Regions from separate parts of the Homo sapiens genome. Here all the other regions are linked to region 5. Evidence: chromatin loops called from intact Hi-C (ENCODE). Cell type or tissue: gastrocnemius medialis. All regions are shown on one strand. Region 1 overlaps LOC400499 (putative uncharacterized protein LOC400499). Region 2 overlaps TXNDC11 (thioredoxin domain containing 11). Region 3 overlaps TXNDC11 (thioredoxin domain containing 11). Region 4 overlaps LOC400499 (putative uncharacterized protein LOC400499). Region 5 holds the start of LOC124903643 (a long non-coding RNA gene).

Region 1 (5,000 bases), 250 kb before region 5:
GCCCCGACTTCTGAAATCTTAACGCCCAGACCCCCGTCCTTTCTTGAGCCAACAGGGGCCGTGGCCCAGCTAGCTGAGCTGGGACCCAGCTGCCACTCACCCTCCTCATGGGCCACAGAGGCCTGCAGACAGCTTGGGGCCCGGAACACAGACAGCCTCACTTTCTCCTCTCTGTTGTCCACGCTTCCCTCCAACCGGACCAGGCTTTGAGAAGTCGAGGTGGAGACACGGCCCAGTAGGCCAACCCGCTGAGCCTTGGAGCCACGAAGCTGGGAGGGGGAAGGCAGAGGCCTGAGTGGAGCCTGGCCCACCTGTCCCTGGTCTCTCCCCTGCCCGCCCCAGGCTCAGGAAGAGGCTGGCTGGGGAGGCTGCTGTTGGACCTGTAGGGAACCAAGGGAAGGCACAATGCCCACGCCCGATCTCCAGGGCACCAGGTTCCCCACGCCATATCCCTGTCTAAGGCTGCCAGTGCCCCATTACAGAAAGCACTTTTGAAAATACTCCGGGCCAGGATCAAGGGCTCACTCCTATAATCCCAGCACTTCAGGAGGCCAAGACGGGTGGATCGCTTGAGCCCAGGAGTTTCAGACTAGCCTGGACCACATGGCAAAAACCCTGTCTCTACCAAAAATACAAAACTTAGCCAGTCTCATGACAAATACTTTTTTTAATTTTTAAAAATACCCATCTAGGAGCCCAACCCAGCAGCAGCCGCCCACAGGGTGGCTTAGAGATGGCTGCTGCCCAGGCCCCACCCAGACACTCTGATTTAATTGGTGTTGGGGGCCCCGGGCCCTGGCATTTCTAACATCCCCAGTGCCCTGGTGTTTCTGCTACAGCCCAGGCTTTCCGAGTTTGCATGGGAACCACTGCAAAGGTCTAAGCAAGGAGACACGGGCACACCTGGCATAACACCCCAGGCACTGGGCAGCTTACCTAAGTCCCTGCAGGTGCCCAGCCTTGGGGGCACGGCAGGGACCAGGACAGGCGAGTCTAGAATGGGGTGGGAAAGAGGCTCAGAGGCCCCCAAGAGAACACAAGCCCGGAGGAGGCCCTGCAGGGGAGGGAGCCTCAGCTACCCTGTATTCTAGTCCAGACACTGCAGCTAACAAGCTGTGCACCCTTCAGTAAGGGTGTCACCCTCTCTGGGCCTCAGCTCCAAGATCTGTAAAATGATACAGAACAATGGTTCACAAAACTTAACAGGACTTAAGAGTGTGTGTGCGCGTGCACGTATGTCTGTTAAGGGTTGAATTTTGTTCCTCAGATAGGTTGAAGCCCTAACCTTCTATACCTGTGAACGTGGTGTTATTCGGAAATAGGTTTTTTGCAAAAGTAATCAAGTTGAGGCCATAGTGGATGAAGGTAGGCCACACACCCAATGAATGCTGTCCCTGTGAGAAGACCATGTGAAGATGCCACCCAGAAGGCAGAAGGCCACCACGTGGGACAGAGGCAGAGACTGGTGTGATGCCACCACAGCCGTGGGTCCTGGCAACCACCAGAAGCTGGAGGTGCTACAGAAGGATCTTCCCTAGGACTTTGAGAGGGAGTGTGGCCCTGCTGACAACTTGCTTTTGGACTTCTGGCCTCTAGAACTGTGACACCATACCTGTCTGTTGCATTAAGCCTTCCAGTTGGTGGCAATTTAATACAGTAGTCCTAGGAATCGAATGCAGGGTGCTTACTAAACATGCAGAAGCATGTCGATCTCTGAGGAGATCCAAGTTGGTAATAGGGCTACAGCCCAGGACTCCTGTGGAATTTAACCAAGCACAATGTGATCTTGCCAGGCAGGTGGGGGCAGGGGACGGTCTGCAGACCACACGGAGTTGGCCCTGGATGGCTCCCAGCATCTGAGCTCAGCCCCGCTGGGTGTCACTGAAGAGCAAGGGCCATGCCTGCCTCTGTGTAGCCTGGGTGAATGCCTGACCTCCCTGAATCTGTCCCTCATCTGTCCTGGGGCCACTGGGTTGGGGTGAGCAAGAAACAAGGCTGGGAAAGCCTTCTGACCACTCCACAGACCCCAGAATGGACCAAGTGAGAATAGCTGTCCCAAATAAATCGGGGATAGGGAAGCAAGAGGACCAGCCTCTTGCCGAGCATCCGCCATGGGTTCACTCCCAGGGCTCCAGTTCCATCAGGCACGGGGCTTACAGAGCCGGGGGCAGGCAGGGGCCTGGCTGGAAACGGGGAAGTGACAGTCAGTCCCGGAGAACAAGAACCTTGGAAGGAGAAACTCCTTTGAAATGGCCACGGCTGCTGAACTCTCAACCCAGAAATGCCATCCTCATTCAGCTCGGATGCCGGGAAGGGAGGGAACTCCCCTCTCACAAGCACCTGCTACATGCAGATGTTGTACAAATGTGTTTGCTCCTAACCATTCTGCAAGGGAGATGGTATTTGTTCCCATTTGACAGAGGGGAAGACTGAGGCTCAGCAAACGAAAGTCACGAGGCCAAGTTCACCTGGCCAGGGAGACAGAGGAGGTGGATGGAAACGCCGAGAGAGCACCTGCTACGTCACGTGCCTTGGCTACGCAGGCAGCGGGAACCGGTATCCAGACTCCCAAAAACCACCCTGTGAAATATCTGATCCCCTCCTACAGATGAGGAAACACATGCTCAGAGAGGTTCCTTCCTGGGATCACCTGGCCAGGTCAGGGCAGAGTAGGTATTGGAGGCCAACTCTGCCCCTTCCTACTTCCCAGGGCTGCTGGGAGTAAGGAGGGGGAGGAGATGGTACCAGTAATGGCTAATAGCAAATACTTACGTAGTGGCTGTTTTCTCTCAGGCACTGCTCTAAGCGATCTATGCCTACGACTATATTTAACCCTTGCAATATTAACCCCATGGGAGATAGGGCCAGTACAATTATACCCATTTTACAGGGGAGGAAACTCAGGTACCAGGAGGCAGCTAGGCTGGGATTCAAACTTGGGCAGCCCAGCCACTGCCTCTCTGTTATAGGAAGGGCCGGGTGTTGGGACTGTGGAGGAGCTGCCTTGTCTTGGCGCCAGGGCCAGGCCTGGGGTTCAGCAGGCGTTCCCCCGACCCAGAATGAAGCTCTGGCCCCATCCAGAATGCTGGTTTGCAGTTCCTCAGATAGCCACTAGATGGCGGGGCCGCCCAGGCAGTTGGGGGCCTGCTGGCCAGGGAGGAACCGCAGGGATGCCGGGATATCTTTCCCAGGGACTGTCAGCCCCATCCTGGCCACTGACCTCCAGTGCCCCGGAGAAGTCAGCTGAACGAGGCCTGCTGTGGTTTTGGAGGGTCAGGCTGAGATGCAGGCCGTGGTCTGGGTCTGGTGCAAGGCCCAGGTGGCAGCGGGAACGCAGCAGGAGTCCACCCTGGCCCAGGGTGTGCTCCCCGACGACCAAGAGGGCCTGGGACGAGAGAGTCTAGGTGTCAGGCAGGCACAGGGGTGGCAGCTTCCTCTCTCCCCAGTCCCCTGCACCGAGAATGCAGCAGCAGCTGCCACCTCCCAGCCTCCACACCTGTCGCAGCTCACAGCTGACCTCTAAGAAACGCAAATCAGATGCCGTCCCCTAAGAAGCTGGGCTCTGGCATGGCCCGTGGCCTGCTTTGTTGTCCCAACCTCACTTCCCTTGCTCCCTCCGTAAGTGCTGCCCCGTGTTCCTCAAGGCAGAGTTGTGCCTTAGGCCCCTTCCCTCTGCAGGGCTCACACTCACCAGTGAGGCCCCTTTTTGCAACACCCTGGCCCCTCTCTGCTTCATTCCTGCACAACGTTTACTACACCCTGACCATAGACCATGCATCTCTAGTTTGTTGTATCGTCCTGGCCCCACTGGAATGCGCCACCCAGGAGGCCGGCACCTAGGCTGTGTCTTTCACATCCACTCCCTGCACCTAGAACACAGCCTGGCATAGGTGAAACACACAAATGTTTTCTGAATGAACAGAGGAAAAGATAAGGGGTGGGAAACTATGGTTTGGGGCCGAATCTGGCTCACTGCCCACTCTTGTAAATGCTTTTTATTTTGAGACAGAGTTATGCTCTGTCGCCAGGCTGGAGTACAATGGCACGATCTCAGCTCACTGCAACCTCCGCCTCCCAGGTTCAAGCGATTCTCCTACCTCAGCCTCCTGAGTAGCTAGGACTACAGGCACGTGCCACCGTGCCCAGCTCATTTTTTCTATTTTTAGTAGAGAAGAGGTTTCACCATGTTAGCCAGGATGGTCTCGATCTCCTGACCTCGTGATCTGCCTGCATCGGCCTCCCAAAGTGGTGGGATTACAGGCGTGAGCCACCGCACCCGGCTTGTAAATACTTTTACTGGAATACAGCCGTAAGGATTCATTTACATATTGTCTATAGCTGCTTTCACAAGACAGTGGTAAAGTTGGTTGTTGGAACAGAGACTGGATGGTTCATAAAGCCTAAAATATATGCTATCTGTCTCTTTACAGAAGAGTATGAGTCCTTGGGATGGAGGGAGGGAGGGATGGAGGGAGGGAGGGATGGAGGGAGGGAGGGAGGGAGGGAGGGATGGACGGACGGATGAATGGATGCAAGGGAGGAACGGTTGGAGGATGAATGGATGGAGAGAGAGGGTACATGGGAGGGCAGATATACGGGGATGGATGGAAGATAGGAAGGAGGATGGAAGGATGCGTAAAGGAATGGATGGATGGGTTGGTGGATGGAAGAACCAATCAACCAGCTACCAACCCCAGGAGGGGAAAGGGGTTGAGGAAAAGGAGTCCTAACACCTCTCCTCTGGGGTAATGATGACTACAGCAGCTCTAACTCATGTGCCCGGCACCAAGGCTGAGCATTCCCGCATCATGTCTCTCTTAAGTCTCACCATCACTCTACGTCCTGGAACCTGCTGCTCCTTCCTCAGATGAAACACCAGAGGCTCAGAGAGGAGATGTGCACTGCCCAGTCACCCAGCAGGCAAATGGCAGAGCCACGATGGTGGCGTCTGGCTGCCTCGCTCACACCCCTGCATTCTGCGGGCACCACCCTCACTGCTG
Region 2 (5,000 bases), 74 kb after region 5:
CCTGGGATCGAGGGATCAAAATCTCTCTAAATGAACACTAAATTTGGCTCTGAGCTTCCTGAAGCCAAGGCACAAGTGGACACACCTGTTGCTTTCCCCAGCCCCATCAACCTTCCACTCTGCATGCGGTTTCTTCCATACTTAGCTGCAGGCTAAGCCTCCCACCCCCCAGCACCCATCTCCACTGAGCCATCTTCCCGTCTCCACCTAAGGAAGGCTGTCACAGACCCATCACTAAATTCTCATTGTGAGCAACCCTACTTCTTGGCCACACTGGCTGGTGGCTCCTGCTGATGGCAGGAAATGAGATACATTCATCATTATAGCTATATCACATACCAGATCCTCAAATGGTTGTTGAATTATTTAATAAGAAATCGTACTTCTGATTCTAACCTCACGTGCTGAGAGGATCTTTTTTGGCCTTAGTTCTTATTTATAAGACTTAAGAAATAAGTCATTGTGGGGCACAGTGGCTCACCCCTTTAACCACAGCACTTCTGGAGGCTGAGGTGGCTGGACTGCTTGAACCCAGGAGTTCAAGATCAGCCAGGGTAACGTGGTGAAACTACATCTCTACAAAAAAAATAGAAAAATTTGGCCAGGAGTGGTGGACGCCTGTAATCCCGGCACTTTGGAAGGCTGAGGTGGTTGGATCACCTGAGGTCGGGAGTTCAAGACCAGCCTGACCAACATGGAGAAACCCCATTTCCACTTAAAACACACACACACACACACACACACACACAGAAATCAGTTGGGCATGGTGGTGCATGCCTGTAAATCCCAGCTACTTGGGAGGCAGGAGAATCGCTTGAACCCAGGAGGCGGAGGTTGCGGTGAGTCAAGATCGTGCCATTGCACTCCAGCCTGGGCAACAAGAGTGAAACTCTGTCTCAGGAAAAAAAAAAAAAAAAAAAATTGCCAGGTTGCCAGGCGTGGTGGTGCATGCCTGTAGTCCCAGCTCCTTGGGGGGCTGAGGTAGGAGGATCACCTGAGCCTGGGGAGGTTGAGGCTGCAGTGAGCCATGATTGTGCACTCCAGCCTGGGCACAGAGTGAGACTCTGTCTCAAAAAAAAAAAAAAAGAAAAGAAATCATAATGGAAATAAAAGCATCTCTCACAAAATATACAAGGATTCCTTTGCTAAAATAATGTCAACTGAATTAAACAGTCAGTTTTAGGTGTGGGGACATAAAGTATGGAATTTTTTTTCCTTTTTTTTGAGACAGAGTTTTGCTCTTGTTGCCTAGGCTGGAGTGCAATGGCATGATTTTGGCTCACTGCAACCTCCACCTCCCAGGTTCAAGAGATTCTCCTGTCTCAGCCTCCCAAGCAGCTAGGATTACAGTCATGTGCCACCATGCCTGCCTATTTTTGTATTTTTAGTAAACACCGGGTTTCTCCGTGTTGGTCAGACTGGTCTAAAACCCCTTACCTCAGGTGATCCATGCGCCTTGGCCTCCCAAAGTGCTGGGATTACAGGTATGAGCCACAGCGCCCGGCCCAAAGTATGGAATTTTTAATATGTTTATTTTAATCTATATTAGTCAGTACCCAGAAGGGTCTCAATGCAGGCAGATAGTTAGAAAAAGGTCTCCCCCATGAGTGAGTATAGTGACAACAAATGAAATTACCCAAGAAAAAAAAACGATCCTAGAACCCATGCCATTTGCCGAGAACTGTTAAACTCAATGTCTGGTCCAAAGACCCAAGAGTTAGGTCCAAAAACCTGAGAAAATAAAGCAATCTCCAAGCCATCCTTGCTTGTCAGTCCCTTGTTTTTTCAATGCCTTTTAAAATGTCCCATACTGAGCAAGAAAACCCTATCCTTCAGATTTTTTTTTTTTGAGACAAGGTCTCACTTTCGTCACCCAGGCCAGAAAGCAGTGGCATGATCTCAGCTCACTGCAGCCCTGACTTCCTAGGTTCAAACCATCCTCCCACCTCAGCCCCTAAGTAGCTGCAACTACAGGCTAATTTTTAGTATTTTTTGTAGAGACGGGGTTTCGCCACATTGCGAAAGGTTGGTCTCAAACTCCTGAGCTCAAGAGATCCACCTGCCTCAGTCTCGCAAAGTGCTAGGATTACAGGCGTGAGCCACCGTGCCCCGCCAAGATCTTTTGATGCTGTATAAAATCTCACCATCTGGCCGCGCTCGTTGGCTCACGCCTGTAACTCCAGCACTTTGGGAGGCCGAGGTGGGCGGATCACGAGGTCGGGGATCAAGACGATGCTGGCGAAAACGGTGAAACCCCGTCTCTACTAAAAAATACAAAACATTAGCCGGGCGTGGTGGCGGGCGCCTGTAGTCCCAGCTACTCGGGAAGCTGAGGCAGGAAAATGGCGTGAACCCGGGAGGCGGAGGTTGCAGTGAGCCGAGATCGCGCGGCTGCACTCCAGCCTGGGCGACAAAGCAAGACTCCGTCTCAAAAAAAAAAAAAATTTCCAATCTGACAGAACAATACTCCAGAAAAGCTTTCTTCGCTTGGAGGAGGGCACTTTTTATGCGTACCGACTCAGTTCTACAAGCAAATCTCGGCAGCATCAGACGCCACCTGGTGGAGTACAGGGACACTACGCTGGAATCAAAGTTCTTCCTCCATTTAATACCTTTCCTCTAAAACACTATTTCCCAAAGGGAGTTCCTTAGAAAACTAATGCTACTAATGCTACAAGGTTTCCTCATCAACTGAGTTTAGGAATTCCCAAAGGTGGTAGAAGGGAGTGGAAACAATATTTTGGTTAATAGTTTAGTGTGGCCGGGCGTGGTGGCTCACGCCTGTAATCCCAGCACTTTGGGAGGCCAAAGCGGGAGGATTGCCTGAGCTCAGGAGTTCCAGACCAGCCTGGGCAACACAGTGAAACCCCGTCTCTACTAAAATACACAAAAATCAGCCAGGCCTAGTGGCGTGTGCCTGTAGTCCCAGCTACTCGAGAAGCTGAGGCAGGAGAATTGCTTGAACCCGGGAGGCGGAGGTTGCAGTGAGCAGAGAACGGATGTCTCAAAAACAAAACAAAACAAAACAAAACAAAAAAATAGTTTAGTGTATTTCCAAGATGGTATTTAGGTACCATGTGAATTTCAATTTGATCTCTACAAAAAAAAATTGTTGTAACTTGCTGGTGTGTTGGTGCACACCTGTAGTTCTAGCTACTCAGAAGGCTGAGGCAGAATCTGATTGCTTGAGCCCATGAGTTCAAGGTTACCACTGCGTTCCAGCCTGGGCAACAAAGTGAGACCCTGTCACGGCAAAAAAAAAAAAAAAAAGAATGAACCAGGCAGGGAAATTCCTACACTATGGTCTATTGAGCCTGAAGGGCCAGGCACAAGAAGTGGAGAAGGTAGTGAGAGGGGATCCAAAGTGACATTTAAAATCCCGTAGCTAAAATCTTTCTCACGCGTCCTTTACCAGTCATACATTCACCAAGCACGGTGTGGAGCTGTAGGAGCAACAAAACAAAACCCTGCCATCAAGGTCCTCAGTAAATATTATCTGAAAAATTAGCTCCTATTCTGGTGGCAGAGAGATTCAGTCCATTGGACAGGGAGAAAACCATGCGTTACAAATAGAAGCAGGTAGGAGGTGCACGGGAAAGGGGAAGAGAAAGACTGGGCCTGCTGGTCAGTCAATGACATCATTTCTTGTGTGGATTTTTTCACTAGAATAGGTAAAATACTTATCTGAGGTGCTTTCAACCAGATGGCTTAGTTTCTAATTAAGGTATAAAGACTATTATTTTACTTGCACGCAAAGTATTTCTTTACTCGCTTTATTACTTTACTCACACACAAAGTATTTCATGATTTGACCTTATAAAATAAGGATTTATATACTTACCTCTACCCTCCCCAAATTTAAAGATAAACAAACACAAACACAGAAAGGTTAAATATTTTGTTCCAAGTTTACAGACCTCACCAGGAGCAGACAAAGGGTAAGGACCAGGCATTGCTGCCTCCCAGCCCACTGCTTTTCTCCCTAGACTGCACTGCAAGTCCTTTTGTAGATCAGATGAAAAATGGGGTCAAAATTTGCTGCAAATCTTCTCTTTTAAAAAAGCCACTGAATTATAGCAGAGTATGACAAAATGTTACCAGAACACATTTTTACAGCAAATAATGAAATAATCATCAGATTTTTAAAAATCAAGCAAGCAACTTCAGAATATGACCCCTCTACCAAATTTTCTTTTGGCAATAAAGTAGCCTCTCTGCCAAGATCAAATGTAAAAATGTTACAAGAGGAACAGGCTTTGCAGTCCTGGAGGAGTAAAGTACAAGAGAGCTGATTTCCTCCAGGCTTTTGAAACATATACAAAGATTGCCAGCCCACAATTAATCATCTAGCACTGTGAAATGATTAAACATTAATGAGAGATATGTAAGACCTACTATAAAAAATTAAAAGGAAGTTTTGAATAAATGAATAATCATGCTGTGCACCTAGAAAGGAAAGCTAAATGTTATGAACATGTCAATTATCTTCAAGTCAATTTATATATTTAACATAATTTCAACAAAATTCCAGCCAAAGGCACGGATGGACATAAAAGAATATTCCACAAAACACAAGAACTACAAGAAGTCCAGACTTGACCAAGTAATAACAATTTACAAAGTAAGAACTTAGATTATGTTTACTCAGACAAAAATAGGTATCCAGACCAAAAGAAATCACAGAAATAGACCCAAATCCATGGAAAAATATGTTCTGTAGTTAAAGCAGGCATCATCAAGATTAGAAAGAAAGGAAACATCATTTTATAAATGAGAGAGGGAAAAATCAACTGTGCTCTATATTTTAAGCCAAAGTAAAGCCAGGGAGCATAAAGTGCTAAATAATTTTTAAATTTAAAAAAGAAGAAAATAAACTAATATAGTCATCAGATTTTCAGGAAAAAAAAAAAAAAAGCAAGAAAAACTAACCAGAAGGCCAGGCGCAGTGGCTTATGCCTGTAATCCCAGCACTTTAGGAGGCCGAGGCAGGTGGATCACTT
Region 3 (5,000 bases), 65 kb after region 5:
TGAGCCGAGATTTTGCCATTGCACTCCAGCCTGGGTGACAAGAGTGAAACTCCGTCTCAAAAAAAATAAATGAAGTAAAGAAGTGCTCATAAAAGGATGGGGGTTTGTCCAAAGGACCCAGGAGCCAAGCTGAAGCCCTCCTAGTAGCCAAAGTTGGAACAATTTGAGCAACAAAATAAACAATGACAGTACACAGAATAAGATAAATACCCATGACTCCATAATAATATTAATGAGAACAGTCAGCTCTTCTTTAAGGGAGAATTCCACTAATAATGAAAAAAGAATGAAAGAAACAGAAAATAACCATTTGAACACCAGAGTAATTGTTGCAGGCAAGATCCACTGATGGAGGCTAAAATTCATGAGCAGAAGTTTGAGGATATATTTACATAGTGTCAAATGATCTTCCCCCAAGGTATTTATTTATTAATTACAAAGGAAGAGATAGTAACTTTTCAGTGGAGAAACACAGCAGACACTACTTTAACCAACTGATCAAAGTTAATGTCACCAGTAGGAGACACACTGACATCATATGAACCCCCTGATAAGAAGTGCTGAGAAGTACCTATTTCTATGGTATTGCTGTCAAAAGACATGACCTATTCCAGTCACAAGAAAACAGACAAAATTGAGCAATTTTCTACAAAATACCTGAGAAATATTCTTCAGAAGTGTCAAGGTTATAAAGGACAAGGAAAGACAGAGGATTTGTCATAGGTTGAAGGAAACTGAGAAAAAAACCAACACATTGCGATATGGGATCCCAGACTGGATCCTGAAACAAAAACAGACACTAGTGGAAACATGGAGACAATTCAAATGAGGTCTGCAGTTTAGTGAATAGGACCGAACCAATGTTAACTTCTTTTTCTTTCTTTTTTTTTTTTGAGACAGATTCTTGTTCTGTCGCCCAGGCTGGAGTACAGTGGTGCATCTCGGCTCACTGCAACCTTAAGTGATTCTCCTGCCTCAGCCTCCCGAGTAGCTGGGATTATAGGCATGCACCCCCATGTCCAGCTAATTTTTCTGTATTTTTAGTAGAGACAAGGTTTCACCATGTTGGCCAGGATGATCTCGAACTCCTAACCTCAAGTGATCCACCTGGCCTCAGCCTCCCAAAGTGCTGAGATTACAGGTGTGAGCCACCACACCCAACTCTAACATTGACTTCTTAGTTTGTACAAAACCACCTAACAATTGGTTATGTAAGATGTTAACAATGGGGGAAACTGGCTAAAGACAGGCAATTATGGAACTCTCTGTTTTATTTTTGCAACTTTTCTCTAAGTATAGAATTAGTTGAAGATTTTTAAAAACTTTGTTTAAAGGGCATGGCATATAAGTCCAGATCCCAAAGCTGTCAGAAGAAACAGACCAAAGAGAGGACGTGATTTAGTAGGACCAAAACACCACTCTCCAGAAGCAGCTGATCTTGGAGGACAGTCACAGTTAAAAGAAGAGAAGGAAAAGCAGCCAGTAAGGAAATTCATTTGATAGCCTGCCAAAGTCACCATCGTGATTTATTAGAGCAGAGAAATAAGAAGTGACAGCCTGACCCAAAAGTTAAAAGGGGCCATTCAAAAACCTGTTTAACTGCCTTAATAAGAATGGACAGTCTGCCCATACAGAACAAATTCTAACATGCTCAAACATATTATAATTTCAAAACTTTATTTTTCACACATAACAGAAATGTACAAAAAACACGCTTCTATTTAAGTTCTAGCATATGGTGGAAATCTTGCTAGAAGCAGCAGCTTAAATTTGCAGTCTCACGTGAACAAAGAATACTTAGATTAGCAGAGGAAGTTTATAGCGTAAAGATGACACAAAAAACCAGCATGTCACATCTCCTTATCCAGAGTGTTTTCTGATAAGCAGAGCTCCAGGGCTTTCTACGACAGAAGTCTTAGTCATTTATAAAATGAATTATTTTGTCCTAAAAGTAATGAATTTTCAATATTTTAATTAAGAACTTGGAATTTGTTGGACAATTAAAAATAAACTAAGACTCATACTCTCCCCTCCTCTACTCAAAAAGGTCTAAAAACTGCAGTATCCCATTCGATTAAAAAAAAAATTCTCCATTAGCCTGGTAATTGGCCAGTTCAAGATCTCTGTTAACCATACAGTGACAACTGGTGTCAATGATCACTGCAAGATGTAATGAAATCTTGAAGGAACATCTGGGTAAAGAATTAGTTACTAACCAGTTTCCACAGCTGCTCATGCAGGTGGCTAAGAAGGTCAAGGTGACCACAGCCAGCATGTCTCTTGGCGCCACTCACCCCTCAGGGAGGGAGGGTGCTCCTTGGCTGCTTGCTACAGAGGGTGCTGAGCCCTGGGCCCTGTGATCGTCGGCTACAAGGCTGTGCACACAGGCACCATCTAGACCCATCACAGCACATCTCCCATGGGCATGGGCTGGGGAACCAGCACTATTATGCTGATGCTAATATTGTTTGCTGTGCTTTGAGCAGAAATGGTCTTGTGCTTTGACTCATGAAATCTTGCCTACTTTTGGCAGGCAGGCAGGTTTACTCCTGGTCATCTCTTGTGAGTGTGGGATTCTTCTCTGCCCCTAACAGAATGTTCTTCTCTTGCTTCCCACACCCTCCCCAAGTATAGCTTTGGCTGCCCTTCTTGTGCCTCCCGTGCACCGCTGTCACCATTCACCTCATGACAGCTACCAAGGGTTCCTGAAAGACCTGAAACTCCATCTGGTTTCCACTCACATTCATCTGGCTCACTATCCTCTAGTTTGGATAAAAGCTTTTTGGTTTTGGACAACGTTTTAATATATGACTACAGCTGACCCTTGAACAACATGGGTTTGAACTGCGTGGGTCCACTTACATGCATATTTTTTTTAACGAAACACAGATCCAAAATACAGTATTTGCAGAATTTAAAACCCACCTATATGGAGAGCCAATTTTCATACAGGCAGGCTCTGAAGGGCCAACTGTGGGACTTGAGTATGCAAATTCTGGTATATTTGGGGATCCTAGAACTAATCCCCAATCTATACCAAGGGAAAACTGTATTTTAGTTTAGTATCATATGACTTAAATTTAATTTTAAATATTAAAATGTCAGTTTAGGGCTGGATGCGGTGGCTCACACCTGTAACCCCAGCACTTTGGGAGGCCAAGGTGGGTGGATCACCTGAGGTCAGGAGTTCGAGACCAGCCTGGCCAACCTGGTGAAACCCCATCTCTACTAAAAATTAGCCAGGCTTAGTGGCAGGCGCCTGTAGTCCCAGCTATTTGGGAGGCTGAGGCAGGAGAATCACTTAAATGTGGGAGGTGAAAAAAAAAAAAACTCCATGATTTTTATACTGATTATATGTTGAAATAATTTGGATACACTGGGTTAAATATTAATTTCACCTGTTTCTTTTATTTTTCCCAATTTTTTTTTTTAAAGACAGAGTCTCACTTTGTCACCCAGCCTGCAGTAAAGTGGCCCAATCTTGGCTCACTGCAACCGCCACCTCCCAGGTTCAAGCGATTCTCCTGCCTCAGCCTCCTGAGTAGCTAGGATTGCAGGCGTGCACCACCATGCCCAGCTAATTTTTATATTTTTAGTACAGACAGAGTTTCACCATGTTGGCCAGGCTGGTCTCGAACTCCTGACCTCAAGTGATCTGCCTGCCTCAGCCTCCCAAAGTGTTGGGATTACAGACCTGAGCCACCGCACCCAGCCTCACCTGCTTCTTTTTAATTTTTAGTGTAGCTACTAGAAAAGTTTAAATTAGGCTGGGTATGGTAGCTCACATCTATAATCTCAACAGTTTTGAGAGGCTGAGGCAGGAGGATCACTTGAGGCCAGGAGGTCAAGACCAGCCTGGGCAAGAGAGTGAGACCCTAGCTCTAAAAAAATTTTTAAAAATTCGCTGAGCGTGATGATGTAAGCCTATAGTCCTAGCTACTTGGGAGGCTGATGCAGGAGGAATGCTTGAGCCCAGGAGGTCAAGGCCGCAGTGAGCTATAATTGCACCACTGCACTCCAGCCTGGACAACAATATGAGATCCTGTCTCAAAAAACAAACTTAAAAAAAGAAAATTTTAAATTAGCTATGTGGTTCATATTGTATTTCCATTAGATTATGCCAGAGTGGTAATGATGAAAAAGCAAGATTCATTTATCTCAGGAAGACAATTAGCCTGAGATGATAAATCCAGCAGCCAGCAAGTCTTAATAATTGGCACTTATCTGGTAAGATCACATGAGACAATGTTTCTTGAATTTTTTTCATGAAAATCCATCCAACAGCAAAGAATAATTATCTTTAAGAACGTGTCCCCTTTTCTTCAAAAAGGAAAAAGTGGGGCTCTAGACCTATGACTCTAGCCTGAGCTTCTGAAATTAATTCTCTCTCAGAGGCCTATAGTAAATAGCACTTGGTGTACTACAAAGTACCCAAGGATACACTGAAAGAACAGAGAGAAACTCCAGGTCTGAACAATGTGGAATTCCTTACATTAGGGAAGGTCATCTGCTATCATGGAGACTTCTGCATGAGCTCATCTCTAAGGCATCATGGAACAAAATGGAATATCGGGTCAAGAAAAATGCTTATAAAGGTAACTGCTAACAAACCAACATATGCTTCAAAACAAAATACCACTGGATTAAGTCACATGGCATTTAATCATCATGGATAAGAAGTCATTTACTCCATGGGGAAATTCTTCTCATTTCTTTAAACTGAAAATAGTGGTATACCAAAAGGCAAACCTGTATCATAGTACCTTCCATCTGTTGGGAAACAATTCTCATTTTAGTCTGTTAATTTTAACTTCTACTTTCCCACTCTTCTTTCCAAAGTCAGAAAAAGGAGAAAAATAGGATTATTTTAAAAAGGGATTAAAACAACCCCTCTAATTTTAATATTTACATAGTGATTCACTTTTCAAGTTCTTCATAACCATTTCCTGGTGATGTTATATATTTCCAATAAAGTGTCCATTAAAATGAAAAAACCTTCG
Region 4 (5,000 bases), 140 kb before region 5:
TTCACCATGTTGGCCAGGCTGGTGGTGAACCCCTGACCTCAAGTGATCTGCCCGCCTCGGTCTCCCAAAGTGCTGGGATTACAGGCATGAGCCACCGTGCCTAGTCTAGACCAACAAATCTTAGTAAACAAACTGTGTTCACTACAAGCCAGACTGCTGATAACATGTCACACACGTTGCCTTTCTTATCATTCCCATTTTGCAGAGCAGGAAGCTGAGACACAGGAAGCTGAGACACAGAAAGGGTAAGGGACGTGCCTCAGGTAGCCCACAGCTATAGATAGAACTGAGACTTAACCCAGGAGAGGCTGGCTCCCAGGCCAGGCATGATACCAACACTCACGGCTTCTCAAAATGCAAATTCTGGGCTCACTCTAAAATCCAGCCCTGGGGCCCTGGCTGTGAACAGGGGCCTCTGTGCTAGACCCACGTCACTCCAGAACAGGGACTGCTTGGCAGCTGTGGAGAAATAAAATCTCTGCCTAGCTCTGTCCTTTTTTTTTTTTTCTCGAGATGGAGTCTTGCTCTTGTCACCCAGGCTGGAGTCCAGTGGCACAATCTCAGCTCACTGCAACCTCTGCCTCCTGAGATCAAGTGATTCTCCTGCCTCATCTTCCTGAGTAGCTGGGATTACAGATGTCTGCCACCACGCCTGGCTAATTTTTGTATTTTTAGTAGAGATGGGGTTTCACCATATTGGCCAGGCTGGTCTCGAACTCCTGACCTCAGGTGATCTGCCCACCTCAGCCTCCCAAAGTGCTGGGATTACAGGAGTGAGCCACCACGCCCGAGCTGCCCAGCTCTGTTCTTTCTCTGGATTCGTGACTCTTCACCAGATCTGTGTTACTACGCTAGGGTGTGAGCACACTGTGTGAAGGTGTGAACATAAGCATCTGTGTGTGTGCATATTGGTGTGTGCTGTAGAATCCTAGTGCTTGTGGGTGTGTACGTTCCCACTTGGGTGTGCAGGTGTCTCAGCGCACTCGAGTACCCTAGTATGCGTGTATTTCCTGGTGGATGCCTGTGCACACGTGTCCCCATGTGGGCATCTCGTGTGTCCCATTGGATGTGTGCATGTGCCCATGCGTCCAGGTGCGTGTGTGTGTACTGTGTGTCCCTTGTGTGCCCACGCACAGCCCAGTGTGTCTTGGTGTGCCTATGCATGTGTCCAGGTGTGGGTGGCTGTCTCCACACGTCCCACTGGGTGAGTGTCCTACTGTGTGTATGTGCATGTCCTGCCATGTCTTCACATGTGCATACACTGGGGTGTATATCTGCATCTCCAGGTACGTGAGTCTTGGCGTGTATGCCTCAATGTGTGTGTGTGTGTGTGTGTGTGTGTGTGTGTGTGTGTGTGTGTCTTGACAGGTCTATGGTGTGGGTGTGTGTCCGTGCATTTCCCCATGTGGGTGTCCTGGGAAAGCCTGCCTCAGTGTGAGCCTGCAACAGTGTGTGTAGGTCTGTGTGTGTACACGTGATCCAGCATGTGTGTGCATATCCCTGTGTGTTTGTGTGTCCCTGTGCCTTGGTGTGAGCCTGTGTCAGTGTACGTGCAGGTCTGTGCATGTACACATGATCCAGTGTGCGTGTGCACGTCCCAGTGCAATGGGTGCCTGCTTCAGTGTGTGTGGGTTGTGTCCCATGTGTGTACACGTGCGCTCAGGATGCATGCGTGTGGGTCTTGGCGTGTGCATCTCACTGCATATTTTCTTTGTGAAAGGACAGGGGTGTGTGGAGCCTGGAAAAAGCACATTCAATGTTTCCCTATATTTGAGCAAAGAAAACAAAGCTGTCTGTTTTCTTAATACAGAGCAGGGCAAGCGGGCTTGGCTGGGAGGGCAGGGGTTATAAAAAGACTAAGAAGCTCTCCGGCACATGGGAGGGGCCGCCTGCTGGAGGTTCCCGCCTCTGACTGCTTTGCCCAAGAAAGGCGGCGGGGGCACAGACAGGGCAGGCTCGGGCCTGTCCCAGACCAAAGCTGGAGCCAGAAGCCTGGTCACAGCCTGCAGGGCTGTGGGGCAGGCTGGTGCCACTTGGCTGGCAGAGAGCCCAGATCTGTGAGCCACTTCCGGTGGCCCTGCCAGGACAACTGGGCCAGCATGAGGCCTGGGTGCTGAGCAGTCCACACAGTAATGACCCAGTTGGTTCTGTGTATGGCTGCCCGGGGGATGAACCCAGAAGGGCCAGCCTTCCCTGTTTTCACAAAAACCAGAAACCACATCGCAAAGAGAAGAACAAACAATTTTGAAAGGGAAATAAATTTAAAAAAAAAATGGGAGGAGAAGAAAACAATCTTAATGCAAAAATCTCTAACGAAGGCTTACTTACACTTCAGTTAGAAGTCTGTTTAAAATACTCACTTTTTCATTTTTAAAGATGGAAAAATAAAATTACCCTCAAACCTGTGACCCTTATTAAGCTGATTTCACTTTTCCAACATGATTCTAAAGCTCAGTCATCATGCTCAAACCAACCCTCCCTGAAAAGCTAAGAAAACAGAACTGGGAGAAGACAAGCCAGGAAGCACTGGGACCTGGGGGAGATCAAACACCAGCTACAAAGCATCAAGAAGCCACACTTCACCAACATGAAGAACTTTTGTTCATTGAAAGACACCATTAAGAAGGCCGGGCGCAGTGACTCATGCCTGTAATCCCAGCACTTTGGGAGGCCGAAGCAGGCAAATCACATGAGCTCAGGAGTTCGAGATAAGCCTGGCCAACATGGTGAAATCCCATTTCTACTAAAAATACAAAAAAATTAGCCGGGCCTGGTGGTGTGCATCATAATCCCAGCTACTCAGGAGGCTGAGGCACGAGAATCACTTGAACCCGGGAGGTGGAGGTTGCAGTGAGCCGAGATTGCGCCACTGCACTCCAGCCTGGGCAACAGAGCGAGACTCCGTCTCAAAAAATAATAATGATTAAATAATTAAATAAATAAATAAAATTAATCCGAAATTAAAAGTTCATTAAAATACTCTCTCCCTGCTTGCCCCTCACTCCCCACTTCCCACCCCCCTCCTCTCCCCAGGCTTCACGAACCCGGTGCATTCCCAGAACCTGCCAGGGCTCATGCAGGGCCTTGCTGACTCGATGACAGAACAAGAAAATACAGCCCAGAGAGGCATGAGCTCTGGCCTGCACATGGAACATCACATGTGAGGCAGGTAGAGGAAGCTTCTGGGCTCCACAAGCCGATCGATGCCACCTGCTTGGCTCAGTGCTGTGTCCCAGACTAATGGCAACAGCCACTTCCCTCCGCACACACCATACAATTCACCTGGTCTGCAAGGTCATTCTACAAAATAGTCCCATTGTCCAGACGGGGAAAATTGAGGCCTGGGAAAGTAAAGTACCTTGCCCAAGGTCCTGCTGGTGAGGAATGGGGCTGGGATCTGAAATGAGGAAGTCCAGATGGGTTTGTGCTCTTAGTTACTGCACATGAATCGAACATATGTACAAATAAACGAGTGAAAGGAGGAAGGGGGGGAGGGGGGAAGGGAGGAAGAGGGGAGGGGGAAGGGAGAAAGGGGGCAAAGAGAGGAAGGGGGGAAGGGAGGCAGAGGGGAGGGGGGAAGGGAGGCAGAGGGGAGGGGGGAGGGAGGCAGAGGGGAGGGGGGAAGGGAGGCAGAGGGGAGGGGGGAAGGGAGGCAGAGGGGAGGGGGGAAGGGAGGCAGAGGGGAGGGGGGAAGGGAGGCAGAGGGGAGGGGGGAAGGGAGGCAGAGGGGAGGGGGGAAGGGAGGGAGAGGGGAGAGGGGGAAGGGAGGCAGAGGGGAATGGGGGAAGGGGAAGGAGACAGACATTTCCAGGGAGATGGGCTAAGCCCAGGGCAGGTCTTGGGTGGTTCTGGCATTCCTGGTGGCCAGCGTGCCACCTGCTAGGCTGTGAACTGTGGGTGATGCCTCTTGGGACCCAATCTGGGCCTGGCTCTGAGTCAGTGCCTGATTCTTGTCTGCTGAGCAGAGCCAACAACACAGTCTACCTGGAACAGCCCCACCTCAAACCCTGCGGTCAGGGGCCAGAAGGCAAGGGCTCCCTATATTCCACCTGGAGGGACAGCCAGGGCTGGACCAGCTCCAGGGGCTCTCAGATCCTGGTAGGGTCCATTCTACCAATGCAGGGGTCTCTGATGCCCCCAGGGACCCCAGCTGCCTGGCACCAGCTGTGTCTTCACTCCCGCTCCCTACCGATGCCATCTGACTTGGCACTCACTATTAGCCGGGACAAGATGGGGAGTGACAGGTGACACCCCCTTGCCCAGGAAAGTGAGGACACACCCCAAGGTCTCAGGTCAGAATTGAGGTGAAGGGCAGAGCAGCTGCAATCCCTTGGGCAAGCTGCCCTACCTCTTTGGGCCTCGGTTTTCTCACCTGCAAAATGGGGTTGATGAGAGCACCTACTTCATAGAGACACCTCAAGGGTTAAATGAGACCTCCACATATCGTAGAAATTATTGACCTCATCTCACACAGATTTCCTAATCTCCAGACTCATTAAATATGTGTGTTTATAAATATAATAGCTCTGATTTCAAGTGCTCAGATTTAGTGCCAGACACCAGGAGAACCACTTCACACACAGCATTTCATTCCTCACTATAAGACCAGGATAGAGGTACCACTGCCATCCTCCTTATAGAGACCAGAAAACAGTCGGGCGTGGTGGCTCACACCTGTAATCCCAGCACTGTGGGAGGCTGAGGTGGGTGGATCACTTGAGGTCAGGAGTTCGAGACCAGCCTGGCCAACATGGCGAAACCCCGTCTCTACTGAAAAAAATACAAAACTTAGCCAGGTGGGGTGGTGCATTCATGTAGTCCCAGCTACTTGGGAGGCTGAGGCAGAAGAATTGCTTGAACCCAGGAGGTGGAGGTTGCAGTGAGCTGAGATCGCACTGCTGCACTCCAGCTTGGGCGACAGAGCAAGACTCCGTCCTAAATAATAATAATAATAATAATAATAATCAGAAAAGAAGCTCAGGAAGGTTAAATCACTTGCC
Region 5 (5,000 bases):
GCGTGGTGGTGCATGTCTGTAATTCCAGCTACTCAGGAGGCTGAGGCAGGAGAATCATTTGAACCCAGGAGGTGGAGGTTGCAGTGAGCTGAGATCACGCCTCTGCACTCCAGCCTGGGCCGACAGAGCAAGACTCTGTCTCAAAAAAAAAAAAAAAAAAAAAAAAAAAAAAAAAAAAAAAACCCTGGAAATTTAGCATCTAACTTTAATTCCTAATGGAGCAATTCTCATGTTAATATTAGTAGATTTCCAATAGGAATCACAGGTATTTTTAATTCCACAATCTCATTTTAGATATACATAGCTGGCTACCTTTTTAACCTGTGTATTTTTTTTTTTGCATTGAAAAAATATTCTGGATAGTAAACTTTAGTTATTTAAACGCGTAACAAATTGTTCAAGGAAATGGGTACTGACGTCAACAACTTATTGTGAAATGCATCCAAAAAGTAAGATGTGTAGAGTGACGGATGCATGGGTGAATGGTTAGGTAGAGAGAGGGATAGAGGGATGGATGGATGGATGAGTAAACAAATGGGTAGAGGTTAGAGGGATGGTTAGAGGGAGACAGGAATGGATGCATAGATGGTCAGAGGTAGGGATGGATGGATGAATAAATGGATGGGTAGATGTATGGATGGGTAGATGGATGAATGGTTAGAGGGAGAGAGGGATGGATGGATAAATGGTTAGAGGGAGGAATGGATGGATGGATAAATGGATGGATGGGTGGTTAGAGGGTGGGAGGGATAGACGGGGCATGGATAGATGGGTAGACGAATGAATGATTAGTGGGGGGAAGAATAAATGGGTGAGTGGTGGATGCATGGGTGGATAGATGGGTGGATGGATGGTTAGAAGGAGGGAGGGATGGATGGGTGGGTGGGATGCATGGATGGGTGGGTGGATGGATGGATGGATGAATGGATGGATAGATGGATGGACAAATAGGACAAAATGTTATCTGGGTGATGTATACATAGGTATTCCCCGTATAGTTCTTTCAACTTTTCTTTATATTTGGACATTTTTACAATAAAACTTTGGAAGAAAGATTTTTAAAAAAAAAAAAGAAAAAAGAATGAAACAGAGAGAAAAGGACATCCAAAGTCTGGGCAAAGAAAAAAGATTCATCTTTAAAATAATCTTTTTAGGCCAGGTGCAGTGGCTCATGCCTGTAATCCCATCAATTTGGGAGGCCGAGGAGGGCGGATCACTTGAGGTCAGGAGTTCAAGACCAGCCTGGCCAACATGGTGAAACCCCATCTCTACTAAAAACACAAAAATTAGCCAGGGCCTCTGCCTCCTAAGCTCAAGAGATCCTACCCTCTCAGCCCCCCAAGTAGCTGGGAGTACAGGCGAGAGCCACCATGCCCGGATAATTTTTGTATGTTTCGCAGAGACATAGTTTCACTGTGTTACCCAGGCTGGTCTTGAACTCCTGGCTCAAGCAATCCACCTGCCTTAGCCTCCCAAAGTGCTGAGATTACACGTGTGAGCCACCGCACCCGGCCAACAATGTGTCGATGTGGATAACCTTGTTTGTTGACTGTCCTCTCAGTAGAAAGGGAGGTCCACTCTGCCAGGGCTGGGTCCTTATTAGGCATTCACGGCTGGATCCGCAGGGCTGAGCACTGCATCCAGCACATAGTAGCTGCTCAGCACATGTTCGTGGAGCGACTGAGTGTGTAAGTCAGTGAATGAACAAACGAATGAAGGGGTTCTCGCTCTGATACTTGTTCTGCAGCCTGGGAAACTGAAGCTCAGAGATGAAGTGACTTCACCGAGGTCACACGGACAGTGGGCGGCAGAACTGGAGCTACCTACGCAATTGGGATTATGAAATATTTCACAAGTGCCAAGAAGTGCACATGATGCAGGGCTCTAGAAGGCTTCCTCTTTGATTTGTCACAGTCCCTGCAGCAGAGAGGCAGCCCAAGGCTCTGCAAATCACTGCCACTTCATCACGGCTGCAGCCACCCTTGTGCAGGCCCCAGCTCGAGGTCTTCTCACTCGATGCTGGTATGGGGGTGATGATCATCCATCTGGCAGGTCACAAGGACAACCCTCGGGATGGGAAATCTGATCCTAATTGCTGAGTCACAGCTAAAGGGCAGAATGACGTCGTCTGTAACCATGGCATGCATTCCAAACTCAGCCCCAGCTTGGCTTCTCCTCAAGTTTGAGTGAGCCCCTGTCAGTCTACACCACCCCTCCTCATGTTCGGCTGTTTTCAAGCCGGCACACTGGCAAAGATGCTGCCAGGAAAGAAGGAAGCCAAGCCCAGGGAGAGGAGAGAGCTGGTTTGCTGTGGGTGGCCAGGAACAAGGTCCCGTGTGTGGAGGAGACAGAACACAGTCATGATATCAGGCCGGGAGCAGTGGCTGACTCCTGTAATCTCAGAATTTGGGGAGGCTGAGGTGGGAGGACGGCTCGAGCCCAGGAGTTCAAGACCAGCCTGGGAAACATAAGGAAACCCATCTCTATTTAAAAAAAAAAATCAGCCAAGCATGGTGGTGCATACCTGTAGTATCTGCCACATGGGAGGCTGGGGCAGGAGGGTTGCTTGAGCCCAGGAGGTCGAGGCTCCTGTGAGCCGTGATTATGCCATTGCACTCCAGCCTGGGCGACAGAGGGAGACCCTGTCTCCAAGAAAGAAAGAAAAAGAGAGGGGAGGGGAAGAGGGGAAGGGTAAAGGCCACATACTGGCATGTACAGCCTCCCCTGCCTGACCCCCATTCCCAGGAGCCCCTTTCAGAGAGTAAAGAGAGCTGGAACAAGGGAGCAATGCTGACGGAAGGACAGACAGACAGATGGACAGACTGCACTGGGGGCAGAAGGGCCCGCAGGCTCCAGACGAGCACGATCAGCAGGAGAAAGCAGGCCATGCGCAGGTGATGTGGGTGCCAGAAGCAACCCAGCAGATAGAGGAATTCCAATAACCGCACAGCACTCAAGTAAAATAAAAACACCGTGACTTCGCAGCAAGCCAGTATGGCCCCCTAGAGGCCAAGGGCAGAATTTTATTTTTATCTATCTATCTCTCTGTCTATCTCTCTATCTGTCTGTCTATCTATCTATTTTCGAGACAGAATCTCCCTTTGTCGCCCAGGATGGAGTGCAGTGATGTGATCTCGGCTCACTGCAACCTCCGCCTCCAGGCTTCAAGTGATTCCCCTGCCTCAGCCTCCCAGGTAGCTGGAATTATAGGTGCGAGCCATCGCAGCCAGTTAATTTTTGTATTTTTAGTAGAGACGGGGTTTCACCATGTTGGCCAGGCTGGTCTCTTAACTCCTGCCCTTGGCCTCCCAAAGTGCTGGGATTACAGGCATGAGCCACCGCGCTGAGCCTGTTGAGGCAAAGCATAACCCCAGATCCTCCTAGCCAATGGACCCCTCGCTTCTGAAACAGTTCCGGTGGTCAAGTTCTGGGCATGTCCTGGACTTCTTGGTTTTGCGCGGAGGAATCACTAGTTCTGGGTGTTGATAGACATCAAAGCTTTTCCAACTGTGCATGTCTGGGATACCTGACTTGCTGTGTTGGCTCAGTTATATCTGCCAGGTAACTTGACCTTCTGTTATCAACAGAGTAGGTCCAGTTTGGGCTGGTCTTGCAGTTGTGTTTTCTTGAGGAACGGTTTGGGCTCAACCTGTCTTTCCAATCAGCTGAAACTGGAGCATCCCTCAGCCTCAGTTTCCCCAATATCCTGAACTCTGCTCCCTACATCGTGCACAAAGGCCAGATTTCTTATGAAACCATGTGGTGCAGGGTTAGAAAGAGACAGCCCTGGCCGAGCATGGTGGCTCATACCTGTAATCCCAGCACTTTGGGAGGCTGAGGCAGGCAGATCACCTGAGGTCAGGAGTTCGAGACCAGCCTGGCCAACATAGCGAAAGCCCGTCTCTACTAAAAATGCCAAAAAAATTAGCCAGGCATGGTGGCCCATGCCTGTAATCCCAGGAGGCTGAGGCAGGAGAATCTCTTGAACCCAGGAGGCGGAGGCTGCAGTGAGCCAAGATCCCAGCACTGCACTCCAGCCTGGCCAACAGAGGGAGACTCTGTCTCAAAAAAAAAAAAAAAAAAAAGACAAAAAAGAAAGAGACAGCCCTTCTGTGCCCCCTGCCTGGGCAAATGACACCTCCACCCACATAGGCTCAAAGCTGGGGAGCAAGATATCCTCCTTACCACTGCCCTCTCCCACCCCCCACCTTTCCCAAACCCTCACAGGGCACAGCACAGACTACTCTGCACCCCAATATCCACTCTCCCCTTCTTCCAAAGCAATAGGACTTCCAATACGTAGCTGGGCACAGCTACCCAGAAATAAGACCACATTTCCCAGCCTCCCTTGTATATAGGTGTGGCCAAGGGGTTAAATTCTAGCCAATAGGATGTGTGCAAAAGTGAACTGCGCAGGTCCCTGCATGTGTCTCTAAGGGAAAGGGCAGGTCTACCTCCATCATTAGCTTCCCTTCTCCTTTCCCCTTCCTGGCAGTTGGAGTGTAGGAGAGGGTGACCATCCGATTTGGACAATAAGAGCAAAGACAATCGTTTAGGGAAAATGGAGCAACAAGGTAGGAGGAGCCTGGGTCCCTGATGCCTTGGAATAGCCAAACCAGAGCTGCGACACTTACTTACACCAGGACTGACTCTATGTTAAAGGGAAACAGAGGCCGGGTGTGGTGGCTTACGCCTGTAATCCCAGCACTCTGGGAGGCCGAGGCAGGCAGATCACTTGAGGCTAGGAGTTCGAGACCAGCCTGGCCAACATGGCAAAATCCTATCTCTACAAAAAATACAAAAATTAGCCGGGCGTGGTTGTGGGCGCCTATAGTCTCAGCTACTCAGGAGGGTGATGTAGGAGAATCATTTGAGCCCAGGAGACTGAGGCTGCAGTGAGCTGTGATTGCACCACTGCACTCCAGGCTGGGCAACATAGCAAGAAACTGTCTCAAAAAAAAAAAAAAAAAAAAAAAAGGAAACAATCGTTTGTTGTTTAA

Evidence for each region. Peaks named below come from ENCODE experiments on the same cell type or tissue, not always from the same donor. Only the 100,000 strongest peaks of a DNase experiment are listed, where the experiment ranks them.
Region 1: it touches region 5 in a loop (10-fold over the local background); 91 of 110 quality-filtered maps call a loop at or near these places.
Region 2: a loop joins it to region 5, with 6 times the contacts of the local background. A loop is called at or near these places in 32 of 110 quality-filtered maps.
Region 3: it touches region 5 in a loop (10-fold over the local background); 30 of 110 quality-filtered maps call a loop at or near these places.
Region 4: a loop joins it to region 5, with 7 times the contacts of the local background. A loop is called at or near these places in 9 of 110 quality-filtered maps.

Annotation. Positions count from the first base shown.
Region 1 is chr16:11,393,291-11,398,290 of GRCh38, forward strand. It overlaps LOC400499 (putative uncharacterized protein LOC400499), which reads right to left. Exons shown (of 67, transcript NM_001370704.1): 54 at 3,221-3,385; 55 at 101-269. It also overlaps a transcript of LOC105371082 not described here. Among named protein-coding and RNA genes, the nearest start is that of RMI2, 50 kb to the left of the region's middle. In gastrocnemius medialis, CTCF peaks have their summits at 3,106 (motif pointing right) and 3,317; a DNase peak (open chromatin) is centred at 3,151; H3K27ac peaks cover 1,091 bases.
Region 2 is chr16:11,712,210-11,717,209 of GRCh38, forward strand. All of the region lies in intron 5 of TXNDC11 (thioredoxin domain containing 11), which reads right to left. Among named protein-coding and RNA genes, the nearest start is that of TXNDC11, 28 kb to the right of the region's middle. In gastrocnemius medialis, a CTCF peak has its summit at 2,562 (motif pointing left); DNase peaks (open chromatin) are centred at 2,126 and 2,532; H3K27ac peaks cover 3,621 bases.
Region 3 is chr16:11,704,035-11,709,034 of GRCh38, forward strand. All of the region lies in intron 5 of TXNDC11 (thioredoxin domain containing 11), which reads right to left. Among named protein-coding and RNA genes, the nearest start is that of TXNDC11, 36 kb to the right of the region's middle. In gastrocnemius medialis, no CTCF peak of the experiment used is centred here; DNase peaks (open chromatin) are centred at 1,047 and 2,577; H3K4me3 peaks cover 804 bases; H3K27ac peaks cover 5,000 bases.
Region 4 is chr16:11,495,574-11,500,573 of GRCh38, forward strand. All of the region lies in intron 10 of LOC400499 (putative uncharacterized protein LOC400499), which reads right to left. Among named protein-coding and RNA genes, the nearest start is that of LITAF, 89 kb to the right of the region's middle. RefSeq lists enhancers at 1,773-1,822, 1,800-2,094, 2,586-3,134. In gastrocnemius medialis, a CTCF peak has its summit at 1,896; DNase peaks (open chromatin) are centred at 558, 1,087, 1,988, 2,658 and 1 weaker place; H3K27ac peaks cover 3,197 bases.
Region 5 is chr16:11,638,560-11,643,559 of GRCh38, forward strand. LOC124903643 (a long non-coding RNA gene) reads left to right here and starts at 1,903. Exons shown (of 2, transcript XR_007064986.1): 1 at 1,903-2,393; 2 at 2,746-2,988. It also overlaps a transcript of LITAF not described here. RefSeq lists enhancers at 1,974-2,268, 3,218-3,881. In gastrocnemius medialis, a CTCF peak has its summit at 2,997 (motif pointing left); DNase peaks (open chromatin) are centred at 1,882 and 2,882; H3K27ac peaks cover 2,606 bases.